Regions from separate parts of the Mus musculus genome. Here all the other regions are linked to region 2. A link is a loop called in an ENCODE intact Hi-C map of the cell type or tissue named here. Cell type or tissue: heart. All regions are shown on one strand.

Region 1 (8,000 bases), 370 kb after region 2:
AAGCTTGTACAACCACTCTGGAAATCAGTCTGGCGGTTCCTTAGAAAATTGGACATAGTACTACCGGAGGATCCCGCAATACCTCTCCTGGGCATATATCCAGAAGATGTTACAACTGGTAGCAAGGACACATGCTCCACTATGTTCATAGCAGCCTTATTTATAATAGCCAGAAGCTGGAAAGAACCCAGATGTCCCTCAACAGAGGAATGGATACAGAACATGTGGTACATTTACACAATGGAGTGCTACTCAGCTATTAAAAAGAATTAATTTATGAAATTCCTAGGCAAATGGATGGACCTGGAGGGCATCATCCTGAGCGAGATAACCCAATCACAAAAGAACTCACATGATATGTACTCACTGATAAGTGGATATTAGCCCAGAAACTTAGAATACCCAAGATACAAGATACAATTTGCAAAACACATGAAACTCAAGAAGAACGAAGACCAAAGGGACACTTTGCCCCTTCTTAGAATTGGGAACAAAACACCCATGGAAGGAATTACAGAGACAAAGTTTGGAGCTGAGACGAAAGGATGGACCATCTAGAGACTGCCATATCCGGGGATCCATCCCATAATCAGCCTCCAAACACTGATACCATTGCATACACTAGCAAGATTTGCTGAAAGGACCCAGTTATAGCTGTCTCTTGTGAGACTATGCCAGGGCCTGGCAAACACAGAAGTGGATGCTCACAGTCAGCTATTGGATGGATCACAGAGCCCCCCAATGGAGGAGCTAGGGAAAGTACCGAAGGAGCTAAAGGGGTCTGCAACCCTATAGGTGGAACAACAATATGAACTAACCAGTACCCCCCAGAGCTCGTGTCTCTAGCTGTATATGTATCAGAAGATGGCCTAGTCGGCCATCATTGGAAAGAGAGGCCCATTGGTCTTGCAAACTTTATCTGCCTTAGTACAGGGGAATGCCAGGGTCAAGAAGTGGGAGTGGATGGGTAGGGGATTTGGGGGAAGGGTATGGGGGACTTTTGGGATAGCATTGGAAATGTAAATGAAGAAAATACCTAATAAAAATGAAATTAAAAAAAAAAAGAGTTGCCTTGGTCATAGTGTCTGTTCCCAGGGGTAAAACCCTAACTAAGACACCCACAAAGGATTCTTTCCTTACCCACCTTTGTAACAGACCTAACATCCTAATAACAGATTGAAATTTTTGGAACCTATTAAGTTAGCAAAACCCTATCCCACCCACAGAAGAGCTAAAAAAGAAAAAAGAAAAAATGCTCTCAGATACCATCCGAGGCCTAAGTTGAGATTCCCCTGTGTGATGTAACTGCTCACCTGATATTCCCACTAATATATATTATTAAATGCCTCAAGTTATAGCTTTCTTTGTTCTTTACTATAAAAACTCCATGCAACTGTTCCCACGTTGGAACGTTGCATTGGGGAGACCCGCATGTATGTTCCTAGGCCGTGGTCACGCATGTCTCACTCCAGCATAAACTATTTTATTCCCTTTGAGGAGGACCTTTGTTCTTTGCATCAACAGTAGCCAAAGGTGTCTTTTGACTCTTGATCCATCTCCCAAATCCTGGGATTACAGGTACACACCACAACGCCCAGCTACGTGGTGATCCTCTTCACAGATCTGAGCATGCGCAAACACGGTGCTGGCTGCGATTTCATACCCCAGGGCAGATGCATTGCTGGGTTCTCTGATTTAATCCGGGAACCCGTGCCCCTGTGCAGTATATGAAGGGATGGAGCGCCACTGTTTCCATTCTGCATTCTCTATCCGTAGCATTTACTCAGCTCTGTGCCAAGTCAGCCACAGGCTACTGTGCTTAACTCAGTTTCCCTGGAAATATGCTGAAAATACTAAGTGAGATTATTGGCTTGGGGCAACGACATAGTGACTAAAATGCTTGCTGTGTGAACATGAGGACCGAACTCCCATCCCCCATACCCCATGTTAAAAACTGGGCAAGGCATATTTAATCCCAGCCCAGAGGCAGGGGTATCTCTGGGACTTGTTATCCTGGCTTAGCCCACCTAACCAAATTAGCAAGCTTTCGACTCAGTGAGGAAGCCTGTCTCAAAAAGGAAGGTAGATATAGCATCATGAGACCAGAAAGACCCAGAAACCTTCAACCCAAAAAAGAGTATGCAGAGGCCAGACCTAGGTCTCCTAACACATTTGTAGCAGATGTGCAACTTGGTCTTCATGTGGGTCCCCTAAGTATTGAACCAAGAGCTGTCTCAGACTCTGTTGTCTGCCATTGGATCTTCTTCTCCTACCTGAACTGCCTGGTTGAACCTCAGCAGGAGAGGAGGTGCCTAGTCCTGCTAAGACTAGATGTCCCAGGATAGAGTGGTACCCAGGGTGGCTTCCCATTCTTTGGAGGGGGTCACAGTAGGAGGGACTTATAAGGGAGGGACTGGAGGAGAGAAGGGAGGGGGCTGGATTCGTTATGTAAAGTGAATAAAATATAAATTATTAGGAAAAAAGAAGATAGATATGTACCACATACTCATTATCCATCCATCCATGGGTGGACATCTAGGCAGGGTCCTTTCCCCTGCAGCTGTGAATACAGCAGAAGTCAATATGGGTGTGCACTGCTTGGGTCTGCTGTCTTTGAGGATACTGTTCAAAAACACTATAATGACATCTAATACCTTGTGTGCTGGCTTTTTAATTAAGTAATTAGAAAATTAAGGTAGACATGATTTGAGGAAGATGCCTGCCATCACCTGAGGCCCCTGGCCTCTACATGAACCTACACACACATGCTCACACACTGAGAGAGAAAATGAAGGAAAAAAGATTCTTGAATTGACCATTCCAACACCTAACACACTTAAAAACAAAATCTACCAATGCCATAATAATAATTACTCCACTTTTATAACCATGAATAGATCCTATCTAAAGGACAATCCTCTTATTGTGAAGCTCTTGAAGTTGAGCTCAACCATTTTAACACACACACACACACATAACCTGTACAGGGATTTAGAGTGTACATTAGTCTGTTGTCGCATGTGAGCCAACACTTCCAGCGTCTCAAGGACTTGTTTACCCTGGGGCAGGGAGGAGTAGCTGGTTAAACCTGGCTCCTTACCTGTTTCCTGGCATGTGGGTACTGAGCGTGGTAAGAAACTGAGAGTATATTCATTTCAGTAGCAGAACAAGAGGCAGAGGCTGGGCTAGGAGAGAGAATTGCCCTGAACTGGAAGAGCGAAGGGACATTCAGCAGTGAGAAAGAGATCATTATGTCCTGCATCCTAGGACTGTGTGCGTTCCAGAAAAAAAGAGCCATATTGTTTATTGAACAAATATCTCAGATGAGCAGTATGTTTCAGATAGGACCACGGGCAAAGACATTTACGGTCCTATTCTTAACACCACCAGTGGCAGCTTCTTTAAAGCATGGCCCTCTTTACGTCCAGATATTTGCTCAGACCAATGTGACAGAGCCTGGGGCAGCCTCACTCTGATGAGGAGCAGACGTGCGGTATTTACAATGCTCTCACCCCATTTCCTCCCACTGCAATAGCTTTGGCTTTCTCTTGTACACGCTGAAGTCCTAAACTGCCCTTCTCCACCCAGTCATGCAAGGAAAAAAAAATCCAAGCACAGAAAGCTTTTGCTGGGTTTATACATTTGTTGACGATCTGCGGGGATGTGGGGAGGCAGGGAGTATTATACAGTGGTACCTCGCAGTTTGTCCTTCTCTTTTTGAGGCAGGGATGTTGTACAGTGTTACCCTGTGGCTTTAAAGTGGTTCCCGTGGCTTTTCCTTTACTGTTGTCTTCAGTCATCTCCCCAGGACATTGAGGACAGGCAAGAATTTGCGAAGATGTTCCCAAGACTCATACAGGTTTAATATATACACCTCCTCTCTTTCCTTTCCCTCTCCCCATCTGCCTTTAGACAAGGTCTCCTGTAGTTCTATACTCACCTCTAGGGTGTGAATTATAGGTGGGTGCCACTTCACCCAGTTCTGGGGGTACAGAAGATCAAGTATGCTAAGCAAGCACTCTACCAACTGAGTCCCAGCCCCAAATGAGCCCTTTCTCGGGTGTATCTATAACCGGAACTAGGCTTTATATTCATATCTTTTATATTGTGGATACTGAGAATACGATATTCTGCCAAGGTGGGCCTTATGAACGGCTCCCCAAAAGAGTCAGTTATCCTTATTTTTGACTTAATGGTTCCTTCAGTCAGAAGGAGTTTGTTGTTGTTTTGGTTTGGTTTTTGGGGGGGGGTTGTTTTCATTTCAGTTGCATGAGCTCCACTCATAACTATTTTGATTTAGTAAACTTGATGTATGTTGAAAAACCCCAAAGTTTTATCCAGTTCCATGAGTAACTCTGGTAGCCATCCAGGCTTGAGAAGTGGTCCTCTCTCCATGTCAGGAACCGGCAAGCTCACCCCACGAGCTTAACCCAGCCAGCCACTTGTGGCTGCCCATAAAGCTTCACTGGAATATCACCATGCTTCACTCTTGTGTATCTGCTAGGGCCAGTTTTGAGACATAATAGCAAAGCCAAATAAGTATGGCAGAGACCATACGGCCCTCAGGGTCATAGCTGGTTCCTTTATAAAGAAACAGGTGGAACCCTGCTTTTGCCTGTTTCATAACTAATTGCAGAGTCGTGTTATTATTTCTAATGGAAACTACGTACAACATTAGTGACTGGATCCTTTACTGTCACCTTCACATTAGAAAGATGATCTTTTCTAAAGTACAGGATTTACCAGCCAAGTTGATTTTTTTCCTAAGTTGTGCTGCCACCTGCTGGTAGAAGTGTAAAATCACAGATATATGAACATCCTCTATAGTAATCAATTAGAGTCTTATGCACTTCCTCACTTGATGGAAACAAGAAGACTAAAGTCATTAAACAGTTTTTCTAATATTTTTCTCTTCAAAGACTCAATTGTAGCATTTCCAGTCTATGGGGCACTTATTCCAAGGTGCTACAAATATTCACAATGGCATGCCCGTTTTTAATGTTCAAGTGCAACGCTATTGAAGACATAACATATCAGACTCATTCCTATCTCAAGCTGACGAAAGGAAAGAATACTCAGACATAGAAATGCTTACCAAAGGTAACTGTACACACATTGGAAATAAGAAGGCGGGCGGCAGAAATGAAACCATTGGTTTTCAACCTTGACTACCACTACCGATTAAATCTCCATGAAGCTTTTAAGAGCCAGTTCCTTGGAGGTTGTGATCTAACGGGTCTGAGATGAAGCCTGGACATCAGTTTTCTGTTTTGCCAAGTTCTCTAGGCGATTTTAATGAGCAGCAAGGCTGAGTCCTATTCCCCGGCAGTGTCCTGATAGGACCTACTCCAGCCATCGTGGCTCCCTGTTCTCATGCTGCAGATTTTGTGAGCTCTGTGATGATGTCTGAGGACCAGATCCCTACTAAGATTCAAGGTGATACAGTGGGTGCTGTCTGGGACCATGCTACTAAAGTCAGGAAGGAATTAGGTCATTCCTGCCCATGCTTTTTATGCAAACTCAGTGGTGCTGAGATTTTTAAGTAGGTGGAAGTTAATTAAACATGAAGACTTGAAGGGTCCAGTCTCACAACTCAATACATGTCCATTTCTAACAAGAACCCAAGTAATTCATTCATTATTTCTTTCTTCTTTCCTATCTTTCTTTTTCCTCTCCCCTCTGGCTCCATTTCCATCCTCTCCCCTCTCCCTCCTCTTTGTGTGTGTGTGTGTGTGTGTGTGTGTGTGAGAGAGAGAGAGAGAGAGAGAGAGAGAGAGAGAGAGAGAGAGAGAGAGAGTGTCTTACAATCTACTCAGGCAGGCCTAGAACTATTGGCAATCCTCCTGCCTCAGCCTCATCCCTCAGTGATGGAACATTTTTTTGTCCTAAACCACAACACCCAGCTGTCCCAAGTAATTTAAAACTTCAGACTCCGAGAACCAGCCAGTGTCATTTTCTCTGAGACGTTTTGAAGATCAGTATCACTATTTGTTAATTTGACATGTTACTCAAATCAAGTAGAAGCATTTTTTTTTCTTCCTTGGGAGTGAGAAAGAATTTTTCCAAAAGTTAGTGGCTGAAAGGAAGAGCAACTTCATTCCATCCCTGAGTTCGTGGTTTGCCTGGTGGCTCTGCTCACTGTGGGGTGTACTAAAGTCACTCGGTACCCAGATAATAAATGGGCTGCTCAAAACAGGCAAGATGACCTTATCACAGGTGGATTGGGAAAGGGTGGCTGGAAGTCTGGGCTGGGCTGTGGCTGCCACCTGCACATGAACTCACCAGAGTGAGACTGTTCATAGGCTTCCAGAGAGTTCCAGGACACTCTAAATGGAGCAGGCGCTCTCTCGGGGACTCACCTTAGAAACTGTCACAATGTCACTTCTGCTACAGTTTCTTGGTCAAGGCAGTGTCAGGGCTCACTCAGACCCAAGGCACACAGTCACAAGCAGATGGCTTCATGTGACACCATGAAGACTCCCGTATGCTTCCCACCCCTGGACCCCACACTGTTTGTGGTTAACACGCTAATGCTGTTGCCTGAAATTCTTCATGAGTTTTGAAAAAGGGCATTACACTCCTCTTTGGCACTTGGTCCCACAAATGTAGTCTCTTCTTGACTCAAACTGTATCTTTCAATGGGAGCAGTGTTAAAAATGGTGGCCAAGGCAGTTATGGTGATATATCTGTAATCCAAGCTCTGAAAGTGTGGGGTGGAGGAAGTGAAGTGAAGTGAAGTCCAGCCTGGGCTACAAAGTGAAACCCTATCTCAAAAAGCCCCTCCGTATATGCTTTTTTCAATAAGATTAATTTATTTATTTCATGTACTCATGTATTTCATGAGTATACTGTTGCTGTCTTCAGACACACCAGAGAGGGCATCAGATCCCATTACAGATGGTTGTGAGCCACCATGTGTTTGCTGGGAATTGAACTCAGGACCTCTGGAAGAGCAGTCAGTGTTCTTAACCGCTGAGCCATCTCTCCAGCCCACCTCATATGCTTTTTAAACTACACTACGGCCTGTATTTGTAAGTCAGTGAACAACTTTCAAGGGTCTGATTTTTACCTCTGTCGTGTAAGTATCAAGGACTGAACTCGGGTCACCAGTCTCAGCAGCAAAGGGCTTTGCCTTTAGTCTGTCCCCAAACCATCATTCTCTAATCGGCCACTGGTCACCTGCAGAGATTTCACCCTTTCTTGCTGTGTCTCTATGTTCAATGTTACACTTTCAAAATGCAGACTAAGGTAGGTAGGCTCTATTAAGCATAAAGAGAATAGATTATGAAATCTATTTCTGCCACGCTTTAGGATTAATAAACATGGCATGAAGCTACTACCCTGTCACGCTGGGTCCCGGCTAGCACCAGCACATGTCACCTTGGCTCTTACTCACTTGGACTCCCCACTTTGACCTTGATCAGTGCTTATCTCAGGTGAACATGCAGGCTCACTGTATGCAGTTATCTGATGAGAAAGACAGTGTCTTTGCCATTCGTCTCTGTAGATGCAGAGAGGTCCAGGGTCTCAGCAACCCTGGATGTGTGCTTGGAGCATCTACAAGGCCATTTGACGGTATTTAAGAGTGACCGTGACAATTAATCTAGTCCATGAGCTCTGTAAGAACAGAGTTCATAACAGGTCTTTCCTTTGCACCACCTTTATGCCCAGGTGGTATAGCAACAATAATAACCAAAAGGAAATCCCTCCTGGCTGGTAAAATGCTGTATTACTTTTCTCATTATTGTGACAAATGCCTGACAAAAAAAAGTAACTTAAGGAGGGGAGAATGGGAGGAAGGGAGGAAGGGAGGGGGAGAGAGGGAGGAAGTGAAAAGGAGGAGGAGGGATGGAGTGGAAGGGAGGAGGAGAGAGTGAAAGGGAGGGGGAGGGAGGGGTGGAAGGGAGGAGGAGAGAGTGAAAGGGAGGGGGAGAGATAGGGTGGAAGGGAGGGGGAGGGAGAGGAGTGGAAGGGAGGGGTGGGGTGGAAGGGAGGGGGAG
Region 2 (8,000 bases):
TCTGTTAGAGATGAGGACGTGTGTGCCCTGGGCACCTCACGGGCAGAGTCACCAGGGGGTACCTGAGTGGCCGGGGCTGGGCTCTGCAATGCTTGTGTACAAGACTGAGTGCCTGATATGGATCCTTAGTTGTGGGAAGCCACATGTGCCATTGCAGGGTGGCACTGGCTTCCACTGGCCACCACACATACATAGGCAGTAAAGTTTCTTTTGCCAAGATGAGATTTTGAGAATTAACCAAAATTAACCAATCAGATGAGAGACAAGTTAACCAATAAGATGAGAGACAAGTTAACCAATCAGATGTAGGCATGCAAATGAGGTGGTAAGCATAACCCATGCATAACCAATCCGGGTGTGAGACATGCCTCTCCTAGGCCTATATAAGCAGCACCAGTTCTGGGCTTGGGGTCTCTTCGCCTCTGCAATCAAGCTCTCCCAATAAACGTGTGCAGAAGGATCCTGTTGCAGCGTCGTTCTTGCTGGCGAGTCAGAGCTCGCACAAGACTTAGTGTCCACATATGATAGAAGACAGCATGCTGCGTGTCTTCAAGCCAGTGCTGGGTGACACATATGAGGAAGATAAACCGATGATGACCTCTGACCTCCACACTCTCACTCATGCATATGCACTTACATGTACACACATTCACAGATGACCATATGCATGCACCCATGATGTGCATACACACACACACACACACACACACACACACACACACACACACAGAGTACCAGCATCTGAAGTTTTCTAGACTCACACTGGTCTCCTTTTCTGGTACACAAGGCCTGTTATGAGCATTCATCTCCTTTGAGGATGGAGCTTGTGTGAGGCCAAGAATGTGGATCACACCTCCTCTTTATGGTTTTGGTATTAAAGACAGGATATTGAGGTCAGTGAATTAAGTAATATTGCAAAGCTGCCAACTACCAACAGAGTATGCACTGTCATTTAGACTGCGGTGCTTGTGAAAGATTACTTCTTAGCCATAGTAAACTTAGTCATTTTTCTTTTTCTTTTTACGGTGCCTGAAAAATATCTCCAGATATTGAATTTTGGGACCTACAGATGTGTGTTTCCTCTGGACAATAGGCATTTGTCCCAGAAAGTTATAGTGATGATGTTGTCACATCCAAAAGGCGGCATGGCTGTAAGAGATAGGCTAAATATTCCACAGATCATTTATTTACAAATGGAAAGAACACTGAAACCCATTGGTCATGCATTAGAGGCAGTGGATTTTAGTATATAAAACTGTCCACAACATCACAGTCCTTGGTAAACTTTATAACTTCAAACCCTTCTGTTCTCTTCTCTTAGCTTTTCCAATACCACCTGAATACTAAGAGATTCATTTTTAAACTCTCCATTCAGTATAGTTTTATTTTGTGATTCTGGTTCAATATTTCAGAATACATAATTTAGATCAAGCCATTCCTCAGGAAATGTAGTTCCTGAGATGCACAGCTGAAATCAAAATTGTAATGAAAAACAAACTAACGTTGTGGGCAACAGTGGTGTGGGCCAATGTAGACTAAACTTCCTTCACCTTCAGAGTGTGGTTAGCATGGGTTAGACCCACACAGTTAGATCTAACTTACCACTAAGTTCAGAGTCAAAACATCTCAGTATTTCTAACAAGTCTCATTTTTATATCTTGTTCCAAAAAGCATCATAAAGCAGTCACTTTGATCTCAACTCTGAAGATCTTAAATAGCGTGGGATGACCTTGATGAGTCTACTGTGCTCTGATGCCTGGGTTAGAAACAAATCATTCAGGGGTTATTTAGACTAATGGTTTCCCAAGCTAGCTGTCCATCAAGACTGATGTCAGTCAGTCAGCCAGTCTCTCTGTGTCTGTCTCTCTGTGTGTCTGTCTCTGTCGCTCTGCATGTGTGTGTGTATGTGCATGTTTGTGTATGTTGGAGAGATTCAACCTTGGGTTGTGGTTCCTCCGGATCAGCCATCCTTGTTTCTGGAGACAGGTTACCTCACTGGACTGGAGCGTGCCAAGAGTAGAGCAGGCTGGCTGGCCAGCAGGTCCCTGGGTCCCTCTACCACCCTAGTGCTAAGATTACAAGCACATTCCATCATACCCAGCTATTTCATGTGGGTTCCAGGGATCTAACGCAGGTCCTCGTTACTTGAACAGCCAGCACTTTAGTGAGTTACCTCCCCAGTCCCAGAATCTATTTTAAAAATAGACTCCTCGTCCTCCAGGAACTCTAACACCCGGGTTCTGGGGTAGGACAACTGGAAATGACTCTCAGGATTAAGATTCGGGCTTAACAGTGAGAACTGAACCTAGGACAGAGGAAAAGAGGCTCCCCCAAATACCAAAGGGACCTCCCCAGGGACGACTGTGCCCCTGGGAAAAAGAGTGGGATTCCTGCCTCGGCTTCACACACTACTCAGGCACGGCTAGGCCAGAGCCACTCTTCCTCTCTCCTGCAAGTGGCAGTTTTATGAGAGGAGGCGGGACAATAAATGAAAAGCACATTTGCAAGTCACATTCACCACACAGAGGGAGTGACTCAGTGTTTCTTAAATATTTAGATCCGCCATCTCTCCCACAGTCCCAGTCTGAAGCAGCACATGCGCAGTGTTGAGGCACTTTCTCGTCCTCCTCTGACTCCGATTAACCCCTCTCTCAGTGTTCCCTCGCCATGCTTCACCAGGTGCTTGGAATGAGGACGACTCAAAGGGAGGCTCAGGGAAGGAAGGGTGTGTGGGGATCTGCAAAGACTAGAGCCGGACAAGGAACAGAAGCTACTGGCATCAGTTGCTGTAAAGGTGGGGTAGTCGTTCTTTCCATGACCTGCACCACGAGGGATCTTAGTTGAGTTTAGCTGGGGTTACAGCAAGGGCTACCCCTCGGAGTGCAGGGAAGACCCTTTCCTCGTCATGGACTATAGCCACCTGCAAGGAGAGAGGCTGGTGGAAGGTGACGGTGTGTATGGAAGGTGGCAGAGGTCGGTCTCATAAAACTGGCGCCTTGTGATATAACAGTGCTGCACTGGACCAAGTGAAATGGCGCCTTGACTCCCAGAGGACTGACAGTTTATCAGGGGGAGAGAGTATCTTATCAAAAGTCACTCGATAGCTAGACACTCAAGCTGTAGCCAGAGCACTCCAGAGGTGGAGACGGGAGGGTTAGGATGAGTCTTAGAGGTGGGGGAGCATAAGCTAAGGCTTTGGGCATTCAAACGGATTTCTGACAGGTGTATATGGAAGGATGTAAAAACCCAGAGGTAGGACAACGACGGTGACAAGGACGAAGATGCTGCTGCTGAGGCAGGTGTGTGATGTGTAAGTTTTGCACGTTCTATCACTGGCAGAAAAAAAAATTCCCACTACAGTACAATTTAGGACATAGTACATCTTCCTCTCCAGCTTCTGAGACAGAACTGCCCTTATCTGCTGGGGAAGGGTGGGATACAGGCTCAAGAGGTAAAGGCACATACAGAAGTAGCCAGTAGTTTAAAGATGGCTGCTGAGCCTCAAAATTCAATCTCCCCAAACCAATGCATCAAAAGAAATGCTTGCAAACCAGGAGATAGCTGGTGAGCCATTCACTATCCAATAGATTCTAAGAGCCTAACTCAACCACAGGACTCAGCATTGTCTCCATCCATGAAGAAACAGCATTAGATGTCAGCCACTAGGTGGTGCCAAATCCTAGTTCAGACCTGCATGGATATGGATACCTCTCTGCTGGTTCCTTCCCCAGACTGCTAATAGGTAGACCAGTTCTCTCTCCTTAAGCTACTACCATTTCAATAATGTAATGATATGGCTTATACCCGTGGCTTTTAAGATACAGTCCTTATACCACTGACATAAGGAAACTTACTAGAAATGCATATTATCAGGTTCTACTTAGAGCCAGAATCAGAAAATTCAGAGTGGGCTCCCAGCAATCAGCTTCAAGCCCTTCAAGATGTATAATAAACTGAAGTAGAGAACCCCCTGCTTTATTCACAATTGTCTCTGCCTTAGGATTATGGTACGGTAAGAGTTTTAATATATAATTGTGACCTTGGACAAGTCATTTACATCTCCACTTTGGAACAGATAGACCAGCTTCCAATGCTCACTCCAGCTGCAGCCTACTGTAATCCAGCAGTTCTCTAGTGGGCTAGTGCAGGCATTCAAGGATCTTGCTGGAAGCATCTAGCAAAGGGAATCTGTTTTCCAGTGGATGATTTAGAAATGTCACCTGTCTCCACGGTTCAACTTCCCGGGCTAGTGATGTTACTGCTCTTTGAGAAATTCCCAAGTATAAGGTAGAACTTAACAACACAGGGTTTGTGGCAGGTCAACCAACATGTGGTCGTCAGGCTGGACTACAAATGCATCTTTATCCACTGAACCATCTCCCAGCATCGAATTTACATTCGAAACACAGGCTGCTGGAACTGATCCAAATAGGTAAATCTGAGAACAACTACTTACAAAGAAACCTTCCTTTCAGAACCTGAAAGATTAACAGGGACAGTCAACATGGAGAGATAAGTCAAACATATTACCCATCTCTGCTGTGCAAGTCAGTGTCTAACATGGGATCGATAAGCTGGACAAAACAAACAATGGCCACAACTAATTACACCCAAGTCAGACTGGGCATGTGCCAGGAAGTTAGAAAACAAGTCATCTATTTGCCACAGCTGTCTGTCCTTAATCCACGGATACACACTGACATCTAGACACAGGCTTTTAAATCAAAATGTACATGGTAGGCAGTTTTTGTCTCTCCCTCCAACTGGGGGATATCTAATGCTCAGAATACTGGAACATAGTGGGTGTTTGGTGCCTGTTTGAATACATGCATGGGTGACTTGCTGTAAGACTGATGCAGGGGGCTGTCCAGTAAAAATTTCTGAGGTCATAGAAATATTACAGAAGTTGTATTGACCAAGACAGTAGCTACAAGTCACAGGCAGCTACTGACCACTTAAACCAGAAGCTAGTTTAACCAAGGATACAAGCTCCAAATTTTAAGTAGTTTCACTTTAAACACACTCTGATTCCTTACCACAATGAATCTAGTTGCACGGCTCCAGAAATGAGTTTGAAATTAAAGAAGAGATTTTATCTTTTATTTGGGGACCAGGTGGCATTGAATCCATAGACAGCATGGCTGGTGGGAGGAAGAGTCAGGTGACTGATGGGCATTTGGCCAGGGACAATAACCATTTTATTAGCCAAGAGCAAAGAAGAGCTCAGAACTTCCCTGGGCTGCACATGCGCCTCCCTTGCCTGAGCATACACTCAGGCTGTGACGGTCATCTAATCATTTTCATTTATTCAAGCATTTTCCAATCTGTTTCTGTATTTCTTTTGGAGGGGGCATCATACCAAAAACGGATCCTATGGGGTAGGTAACGCCCTGAGGTTCCTTGCTTGCTATGAAAGGCAAGAAGTCTTAAAGACAAGAAGGCTATACTGCAAAATGAGAGGATGAAATGGGAGCCGAAAGAAAGAAAGAAAGAAGTACATGTTTGTTTCTCCTCAAACAAGAGGATGCTGCTTGTCATGAAGGCTAAATATTATGCACTGCTTGGACATCTACAGGGCCTAAGTGCAGCTCCTTTCCTGTCTCTGCACCATGGGTAAGGCCTGATGGTCAAGCAGCTTGCTTACTAACAGGAACAGGCACACAGTTCCTCTATTACCAGTGGGGATATTTCCTCAGGCATCATGGGAGCCAGGGGCATCCTAGCCTCTTAGCATCTGGGAGCACAAACGCAGCCTCTGGGAGCACCTGCTGTTCATCTGTTTTCATGTATGATTCCCATGAGGTCCTGCATCACGTGCTGCGCTTCTACCCCAGGCTCTAAGCCAATGGGACTAAGCAGCTGCAGGGTTTGCCATCTACCTAGGATCAGTGTCATGGCTTTGGCCACCAACACACCTGTAACCTTCCCCTGCACTGGGGCAAGATGCAGGTGATTTCATTATTGAAGGCATTTTTATAAGGACCTCAGTAGATACTGATGGACCAGGTATCATTGACAGCTACTTAGTCTGACCCCGTCCTTCTGAGCTTCCATGATACTTCAGGGCCATGAGACCTGAAAGCGTTATTTACCAGGGACCTTTCTATCAGGATTCTGTTGGAGTCTCACAACTGGGGACATCTCCATGACTTAGGAAAGCTGCAACAGAGCAAAGACATTATTCTCCTGTAGCAGCTGAGGAAAGTCCAAGTCAAGACAAGGAAGGCTTAGCTCAGGCTCCTTTGAGCCCACCAGAGACCTGGAGGCGTGGCTGCTAGTGGCCCCTCCTCTACAGCGCTTCAATGCCCTGCTTTCTAAAACACTCTATGGTAGATACTTCTGTGTCCTGGTTCAGGCTTTCTTTCCTTTTCATCTCAGCCCTAACCACACAGTTCCACGTGAGCTTTAGCTCCCACTGGGCCTACAGCTGTCTACCTCAAGTGTGAACTACACATTTTCACTCTGGGTTTTAAGATTCCTCTAAAGCTGCAGGAGCCACGAGAGTTAAGCAGGCTTACATGTGCTGCTGAGAGACACATGAGGGTAATATCTCTGGGGCATTACTTGGCAGGTCAACCCTCCTACCCGCTATAATTTGTGAAGACAAAGCTAGGAGGTACCTCATGCTTCCCAGCAGATCCCGACAGAAGACAACTTCTACCTCTCCGATACAACTTCAGTAACGTATCTTTCTGTTGGCTGCTCCTCTTGCTCATTCTCTTGCTGTTCTCTGGGCTCACCTTCCAAATAAGTCCTTTGCCCCTTAATCCTGGCCTCAGGCTCTGCATTGAAAGGATCTAAATGAAGACAGAGGCCTTCCTGACCTCCCTCCCTCAGCTCTCCACAGGGTAGAGAAGTTCCATAAATTAATATGTCTCCTATCTGAAGAAGTTTCTGATTTTTCTGACCAAGTCATAACCAGTGTAGTTATGCATTAGTAGTCCATGCTGGATCACTGTAACTGTATTATCTGTATGTATGTGTATATATATATACATACATACATATCATATGTATATACATGCACACATATGCATGTATGTATATAAAATGTGTATATGTATGTGTGTATGTATGTATGCATGAGTGTGTGTGTATGTATGTATGTGTGTACATATACATATACATATATCTATCTATATAGTGTGTGTGTGCGCACACTCATGCATACATATGTATGTGTTCTGGATTAACAAGCATGATTTCATTATTTTATTTCTGCTAGGACGCATATATTGGTTTCGATGGAAGACATTACTAGCTGATTTTGCACTACCCATTCTCCAAATTTCACCTACAAACAAAATCCAAATCTTGATTAATCGGGAAGTATATTTGATCCAAATGTCAACTTATTAGTTCCTCCCTTCAGTAGAGAAGACACACGTCCGTCCACTGGGTCTCTCTAGGTAAATTTCAGTCACCTTGTGCTTTCCTCTTTCTGCTTACAACAATCAAATGGTGATAAACTCACCACCCTGCAGTGACAGGGATGCCAGGACCTGGGTCAGAGGAGGCTGCTGGGCCTCCCCAGGGTCCTGGGCCCCAGATCCGCTGCAGGAGTTCTGAATGCTGGTCTCCATCCACACTTCTCACTCGGGGAGGGTACACGCTTATTTTGTAAACCTGTCACTTGTCTGGAACACCACTGAGCGACATCCCCTCTCTGACACTCACAGCATTGATAGCTCTAACTTTAGAATGACTTGCTTTGAATGGATTCCCAGAAGGAAACTGCCACATCACAAAAAAAGGGAGTAAACATATGTTAATTTATGATCCATGCGGCTAAATTACTTTCCAAAAGAGACACATCAATCTATGCAGCCATGGCCTTTTCTGAAGCCTCGCATCGTGGACAGGAACCGTTTTTGTGTTTTCTAATTATCTTGCTAGCTGGTTTCCATTTTGATTAGTAATTTAATACACAGTAAGTTCCAAGCACATAGGCCACGGGGTGATAAAAGGCTCTGTGGGAATCCTACTCAAATGAACGCTGT
Region 3 (8,000 bases), 64 kb after region 2:
GAACATATTTTATCACAATAATAAATAAAAAAATATGATCAAATCATTAGTTCTAGAAAAACATCTGGTCAAATTCATTCACAAGTTTATTCTTGTTGGTGCTAAGCCTCTATGCCAAGCAAGAGCTCTACCAGTGAATGGAATCGCTAGCAAACTAAGAAAATAGTAATTTTCTTGACCTTTTTGTAAGAGAGCATACAAAATAATAATAATGTACGCAACAAACATCATGTACTTAATTACTTAAATATATTTTAAATTTTCCTTTAATATTAGACATGAGACTATCCGGTTAGGATTTAAATATAGTAAAAGAAACAAAAATATATAAAAATGAGTGTACCTATAAAACATTCTTTATAGTTGTGCTTTGATAGAAATCACCAAAAAACTTAAAAGTAAATGTTATCCAGGTCAACCAAAATATTTGCAACCAGAAGCGTTTTAGATTTCTTTCCTTTTTTTCTTAGATTTTAAAAAAAATATTTGCCTGTGTATAATGAGATGAGTGAGTAGAGATCTAACTACATAACTCATTTATGTTTCACATATCCCTTACTTTGAGTTAGGAATATCCATCAAGGCCTAAATATCCTAGGCAACAGAACCCTGAAGAGGAGGCACCTAGTGTGCCCTTGAAGAAGGGCTCCTGCGGCTTCCTCTCTCCCTCTCTGTACTTGGTCAAGAAGTCAGTGGGTTTCCTCCCCCACATGTTTGTGTCATGATGTAAGCCCTGTGCTCTCTTAGCCCAAAAGTTATGCCTCAACCTCTGAATCTGTGAGCCCGAGTCAGCCTTCCTCTTACTGAACAGATACCCTAGGTAGGCATCGATTATGTTCACAAGAAGCTGGTAGCACAGGACTTTGCCTTGATAACTCATCCTCACACATGTTCACTGCACCTGCATTTCAACTACAAGCTGTGCCATGAGGTCAGAGGTGGATTTTTCCATTTGTGGTATTAAACTACGTTCAAAAATTTTGGTGCTGGACCACTTGAGAGTTTTTGATTGGGGTGCTCAATTTGTAATTAGTGAAATTAGGCAAATATAACAGTCTTGAAAGAAGTATGTACCCTATAAAAATCAACTGTGTGTTTCTGTTCAGTTTGAATCCCTCAGGCAGGCATGCCAAAGACACTGTCATCAACAGAGGCAAAATATAAAGAACCTAACGATACATTTTGAAAAAATTCTGTGATTTTCATGTGAAATGCTTTTTGGGTTCTGCTGCTGGTATAGTTTTCTCGGTTGGTGTTTTCCAGTTTGTCTGTTTTTCTGTTTCTGGTGCCAGGGATTGAGCCTTGGACTCATGTACTCTGCTGTTGGTTCACAATTCTGAGAAGTTTAAATTGAATTGAAAATTATAATATGAATCTCTCCTTTTTAAAAAAAAAAAGGATCGATCTTATCAAAGAAATGGAACACTATAAAAGAGAAAAAAGGAGCTAATTTACACAAAAGTTGGGGAGAATTACAGAAGTGACGGCTTGCTTCTGAACCTCTACGAGGTGAGTCTAAGTGCCCCTGTTTTTAATTCCTCAATAATGTTCATGAATTTTAAACACTGTTTCATATGTATGCCATGCTTTCAAAGCCTAGGACACGATGTTGCACCCCTGTGACACAGGTTTCTTGGATTTTCCACAAACAGCCTGAAAGAGCACACCGATTTTGTAAATGTTCAGAAACGTGGTCTGAATGATCATGCCATCTCCAGAGGTAGGAGGGAGGAGGTGGCAGGTGCAATTCCACATGGATGTGGGCTCCTGGGGAACATGCAAGCATTCAGGCTGAGCAACCGCCTTTATTTTTTGTTTTAAATGGAAAGGTTTCTAGGCAAAGCTGTCCGTTTAACTATCAGTGATCTGTCCCAACCCCCTACATAAACATAGGAGGTAGCTAATCAGAACCCTGACCACAGTCCAAAGACATTAAGTGGGAAGTGGCTCACAAAGGATGAAAAAGTTTGACGTAAGCCTTGGCTCTTCACCTCATGAACCTAATCTGGTGGCTTGTTACAAGTCACTTGGTTACAACAGTACACAGATTGCCAAGAGTTTGCAGACGACTAGCTTTTCTGAAAAGCGTAAATTATAGTGGGATAAGTAAGATCCATTTGCATGCCAATACGCTCCCTTGGGCGGGAGAGAAAAACCCAGCATAGCATCTGGTCTCCAGAATACAGCCTGCAGCCTGGTTTCTCCCTGTGGCAATCTGTATTTCCCCAAAACAGTTATGGGTAGGGCCTATCCAGACACTCTGCACTGCTCTCTCTCGAGGTGTGGAACCTTCTCCCACTGTCCTGAACCTGAATGGGCTTTGTGATGGCCTCAGGGAACAGAGCGCAACAAGTGATGCTGGCTGTTTTGGTCACCAAAGATGATAATGTCCCTCCCTGCCTGGCTTTCTTCTTCTAGGATCAAGTGTTGAACCAGGGCAGAAGGAGCTGGGTTGCCGGAAGCTGTTTCTCTAGAGGGATCACAAGGAAGCTAGGCTACTCTAGCCCTCCCAGCCCAGGCTGCACACACAGGGTGGGTTAGCTTCACACCAAGCCTGCAGCGCAGCCCGCCCAGAGGATCCTAGTAGAGCAGAGGTGAGCTGTTCCTCTTAGCCCTAAGTCAGACTGCAAGATTCATGAACCCAACAGCCATGACTGCTACTTTGCGACCCTAAGTGTTGGATTGGTTTGTAACAAACCACTAGATAATGAGAACAGAGACTTGTCATAAATAAAGGGTATTGAATGCACATATATGCCCTCATCTGCCCAAAGGAGGAGAAACTTAGAACCAGAAAATATTAAGGCTGCCCAAAACCCCAAATGAGTGTTCTATGAAAGAAGCAAAAGCCACCACTGAAAATTAAATTTAATTTAGGCCTCACTTGCCTTTTGCCACTGACCAACAATGTCAATTAATGGACATGTGATTAACCTGTTATTTGCAAAACCAGTTTCTCTAATACTTTTTGTTGTCATTTGTTTCAAAGAATTGCTGACTGTCTTTGCTTCTCAACAATAGGTACTCAGCTCTATGCCTACCCTTTGCTTCCATGTCCGTCGGCAGCTACAGTTTGCAATCGGGAATTCAGTCGGATCCAATACAGCCACTGGGCTCTACACTGTCATCTGCTACTGTGTGCTAGCAGAAAGTAACCAGACTTTACACATAAATAGAAATCCTGATCCATTTACTGTGTGACCCTAGGCAAAGCGCTCAGCGTTTTGACTCATCTTTAAGATGGAAATAACAGCTATTTATCTTACAGGGTGGCTACAGAATTAAATGGGCCACTGCATAAAAAATATCTATGTGCCTGGCACATAACATGCAATCAACATGTTTCCTTTCCTTAGAGTCCTGGCCAAGTTTTGCACTAGAAGCAGCATGAAGACCCAAGGTTTATTTCAGATAAAAGAAGCCACTGCAGGGAAGCCACACCCCTCCTTCTGGGTGACACTCCAGAGGCCCTGAAGGAGAAAGCTCCAGTCTACACTGGAAAGTTCCACAAGAACAGCTACAGAACCCCCTCTTGCTTTGTTAATTTTAGTTAAGCTGATTTGAGCTAATAACTTTCTCCTTTACTATCATATAACTTGTTTATGTTTTTAATTTTTATCCTTCGGAAATTTCAGCCATGTATACAGTACACCTTATGAAGTTGGCCCCCATCTTCTTCTCCAACTCACTTCTGGGACTCCTATTATATCCCTCTCCCAACCTAGTGACCTTTTATATTTATTTATTATTTATTTTCCCTCTGAGTTCACTTAGAGCTCTCCGATTGCACACTGATGTAGGGTGGGGCAGGAAGGAGCCTGGAAACCTGGTCTGAACTCCATCCCAGTGGCCAAACTCCTAAAGAAAATCTACCCTCCCTCTCGAAGCAATACCAAAACCTCCTCAGCTAGGAGCGGGGCCGCTGGAGCCCCTCCCCACTCCAGCCGTAACAACCACAGCAGCAGAGTTTCTACAGGCCACAGCCTCGTCCCACTCAGCACCCCTCCCCACCCTCTGGCTCTTTCATTCTTCCTTGGGACAGGTTCTCAGCCCGTCGTCCTAGCTGACACGGAACTCATGGTAATCCTCCTGCCTCAGCCTCTCGTGACATGAACCACTAAACTTGGCTTGCTATCTATCATGGATCTTAAAATCAGGAGAGAACTACCTTGTTTTCCTTTGGAGGCTACTGGAAGCCTTTATGCTGGAGAAATATAGGGCTGGTGCTGAGTTACTGACTGCTTAAGGAAGAGAAAGGTCTCAGGAAACCTGTAGGTTTTAAAAATTTGACTGATTGACAGCATAATAAATGTTGTATGGAGAGAACAGAGAACCATCTGAATACTGTTCTTCCATTCAAACTCATTCTGGACTTTGCCAGCCTTCAGTTAACATGACCATAAGACCCCAGGGTCACCCGGCCCTTATTTAACTGTTAAGAAACAGGCCTGAAGCAATTCTATAACTTTCCTGCTGTCACGCCTGACTCTTGTGGTGGGTGGAGTTGGGACTGGCTTCTAAGGTCTCCAGGCTATCTCTGACACGTATCCTGTATCCTGCAGCTTGGCCTTCGGATGGTAATGAGAATCAAGTGCAACATGCATTCCTATTCTGGTTAACTTAAAATGGATAACACATCCCAGACTTATCGCTTAATTTCCAAGCTTGCTTCCTTCCCAAGGGAGGACTGGTTATTATCTTGGACAAGAGCCCACCCTAGGCCAAGGCCTTTGCTCTCTAGACTGGAGAAGCTCTGTCAGAGACTTTTCACTTCGAAACATTCTAAGACAAAGAAGACGAGTTTTATTAACACTCTGATGGATGTTGTCCCTGGCAAGTGGCCATCACCGAACAGGAAATGACAGGCTTCTGTCTTCTATAACCTACTGATGAACAGGGTCGATATTATATTCTATGACAAATGGGTGGGAGCCAAGCAAAACTGCTCGTCAAAAATTCTGTCAGGGCTGCGGGGTAAGTCAGTACTTACCCATCCACAAGAAGCAAGCACGTTGTAACTCCTCCTGTCTAGGGATCAACGATGTCCTTTAAGGTTCAGATAGTCTGATCACAGACTGACTATGTTCAAAGCAAGGTCTGAAGGCCTAAAATATACAAACCCAAGGCAAGGGGCAGAGGAGGCAACCATTTGTATTCAATGGTTATACCTACCTAAATCAACACATTGACTGTGAAAGACAGGCTGTGATCAGGGACCAAACTGGGATTTGAATGTTTGACTGTTGCACTCATGGGAGAAAAAAAAATGAACACCAGATGTAGGAACTGAATCAGTGAGAAAGTTAAGGGGGTCACTGACCCTTGAAGCACACTGAGGTAACGGAAAGGAGGAAGCTCTCCCCAGAGAGGGGGAGGCAACAGGGGGTTGGCACGCTTTTATCTGTAGTGAAGACAATGAGGGTGTATTTGGGAACAAGGGTGGAGAGAGTTGGGGCCACTAGGCAGATAGCTGTGACAGGCCTGTTCTAACACAACTTGATGGGAATTTCCTCCCCAAAGTGTAAACTCCAGAGATCCACACTTAGAAAGCAGGATTCTCCCTCTAGTAGACACCCGGGATGGGTCTCCAGGTCTGAGCAGTGGGGGTGTGGATGAAGGGAGAACGTTTCTCTTGACTGGACTCAGCTGCTCCTGTGTGTGATACCAGAGTCCAGTTCCATGTTAAGTTGAGTCCCGTTTGAAGCTAAATTTAAGTTTAGAAATGGGCTCTTTGGGGTTCATATTTAAGGCTCTTGTTAGGTTTTTATTCACCAGCACTGCTCGAGATTTCAGGGGCTTTAGATAAGAAAGCCATTGTTTAAAAGGTTAGAACCACTGTGTTCTGGCATCTTTGTCAGAGTCATACAAGTCTACGTTATCTGAAGAGTTCAAGGGGAGGCGTTCTTATTGGACGATGCTCTCTCAGTAAATACAAGTTTGGCAGTCAGTCTACAAACGTGCCTCTGATTTGTGGATTGGTATCATCCTGCCTGCTCTTAGTAATTCTGAAGTTGCAAAGACATTGTTGTTCCCCACCACAGAAATTGACTGCTCCCCAAATGATCGTCCCCAAACAACTTTGACTTCTGACCCCGTAAGAATGTAGGCAACACTAGGATGCAAATACTTGATAATAAATATGCTCTTCAGTTTTCTTTTACATGACTTATTCTTCCAGCCAAAACCAACTAAAAAAACAAAGCAAAACAACAACAAAAATCATATATTAAAAGCTGGTCCTCGTTCCATAGGCCTGTTATGTACTAGAAAGGTTAAGGCAGGAAGATTTGAGGACAGCCCGGTCTACAAAGTGAGTTCAAGGCCAGCCTATACAACTGAGTGAGGCCATGTCTCAAAATAACAAATATATTTTTTTAAATGGCCGGGTATGTAGCTTCCTGGTAGAGCATGAGCCTAGACATACAAGGTTCTAGGCCCCATCTTCAGTGCTGTGTTTACACACAGAGAAAGAAATAATACCAATACCAATACCATACCAATCCTGTCTCTAGTCATAGCCTATGGAAGACGCCACTTTAAATGCCCTCTGAACACCTGGAAACGAACCAAATACATGACAAATGATGACAAATTCACCCAGACCTCCTTGCGATAAAAAGGAACCTCCACTATAGATTGTGAACCAAGAAACTGGAAGCAGTCGACACGTACACTATCAACAGACAGCTAAGCTGCTCATCACCGGTGTGATACGCCTGGGCTTATGTGCCTCTCCCAGGAGCTGGATCTCAGTGAAAAGAGCATCCACTTGCCTCCTCCTGGGAAGGCAGGCAAGAACTGGCACCTCCCACCCAGTTCCCAATAGCTGGAGACTGATTCATCCCAGAGAACCTGAAGCGCACACTCAGAGCACACTCAGCATCTGCTAACAGCCGCTTATTTCTGCACAAACCCAGAAACTGCCCTCCCCCAAACTGTTGCCTGGCGAGAGGGTGCCCGATATTAAGAGTCCAGGCAAAGGGTCCCTCAAGACTTCCTACCAGTACCTCATCTTGGCCAATTGTGCTTCTTCCTCCCTGTGAATCTGAATTGGATGAATACAGGATAATTCGTTAATGACAAATCTTTAATTACCACCTCTGCTTCATGAACTAAAAGGGAGACATAAGCTGGCATAATATTTACATAAATACCAAATACCTACCTTCAGACTAGTCTTTCCTAGCGGCTTGCATTATTTTAAGTTCTTATCTATTTTAAATCTAGGATTTGTATTTTTTTTCCTGACTCTAATTAGAATGTTCCCTGACTTAAGACCAGATTGTAAATTCTCCTATAAGCATCAGGTCTTCAGAGTAGCCCCGGAGATCACACTTCGCCCATCTCTGAACACACGTGGCCTCTAGGACTTTGCCTGCCCAGGTCTTGCCCTTCATCCCAAGATGCTCTGTCCTTACACCTTTGCCCACCCTCACCCCAAAAGGATCTTGGTCTTTGCTCCTTCCTCCCTGGGCTTACCTCGGCTCCACTGCCCACCGTGTGTGTTTCCATTCCCAGGCTGAAAGAGCCATGGATGCTGCCGGCTTGTTCTCCCCACTCTGTGGTCTGGTTCCAATCATGGAAACATTCCTATGGCAACCAGCAAGCACCCCCACCTCACTCCCTTCCATGAAAGTTTCCCTGTTTGCGAGTCAGGCATTTGGCAAGGACAGTGAATTACTTTAACTTGCCTAGCAACTGCTAGCATGCTCCAGCCCTTTCCCTGGGGATTGGCTTCTTTCCTCTCTTAGCTTTTAACACACCCTTAGGAGCTGCTTGGCTAGGAGAGCCATCAGGTTGGCCTCACTGGGTCCTGGCCTGGAGAGCACAATGGTGCCAGGCAACCTGGAACCTTGCTCTTGTCCCAAGGTAAAGAGACAGCAACAGGCTCAAGGCCATGCGCTGAGCATGGACAGTTCCATGGTGATGACCCTGGGAGGCTCCAGGGTGCTTACTGAACTCCAGGATCTTCCTCGTTCTTAGCTACACAAAAGAGTCAG

Evidence for each region. Peaks named below come from ENCODE experiments on the same cell type or tissue, not always from the same donor. Only the 100,000 strongest peaks of a DNase experiment are listed, where the experiment ranks them.
Region 1: it touches region 2 in a loop (6-fold over the local background); 40 of 42 quality-filtered maps call a loop at or near these places.
Region 3: a loop joins it to region 2, with 1.9 times the contacts of the local background. A loop is called at or near these places in 3 of 42 quality-filtered maps.

What each region holds. Positions count from the first base shown.
Region 1 is chr9:103,991,937-103,999,936 of GRCm38, forward strand. No RefSeq gene overlaps it. Among named protein-coding and RNA genes, the nearest start is that of Gm33054, 6.4 kb to the right of the region's middle. In heart, a CTCF peak has its summit at 4,790 (motif pointing left); no DNase peak of the experiment used is centred here.
Region 2 is chr9:103,621,181-103,629,180 of GRCm38, forward strand. All of the region lies in intron 2 of Tmem108 (transmembrane protein 108), which reads right to left. Among named protein-coding and RNA genes, the nearest start is that of Gm32682, 52 kb to the left of the region's middle. In heart, a CTCF peak has its summit at 3,658 (motif pointing right); no DNase peak of the experiment used is centred here; H3K27ac peaks cover 3,300 bases.
Region 3 is chr9:103,685,240-103,693,239 of GRCm38, forward strand. All of the region lies in intron 2 of Tmem108 (transmembrane protein 108), which reads right to left. Among named protein-coding and RNA genes, the nearest start is that of Gm46129, 32 kb to the right of the region's middle. In heart, no CTCF peak of the experiment used is centred here; DNase peaks (open chromatin) are centred at 1,972, 4,602 and 5,482; H3K27ac peaks cover 6,325 bases.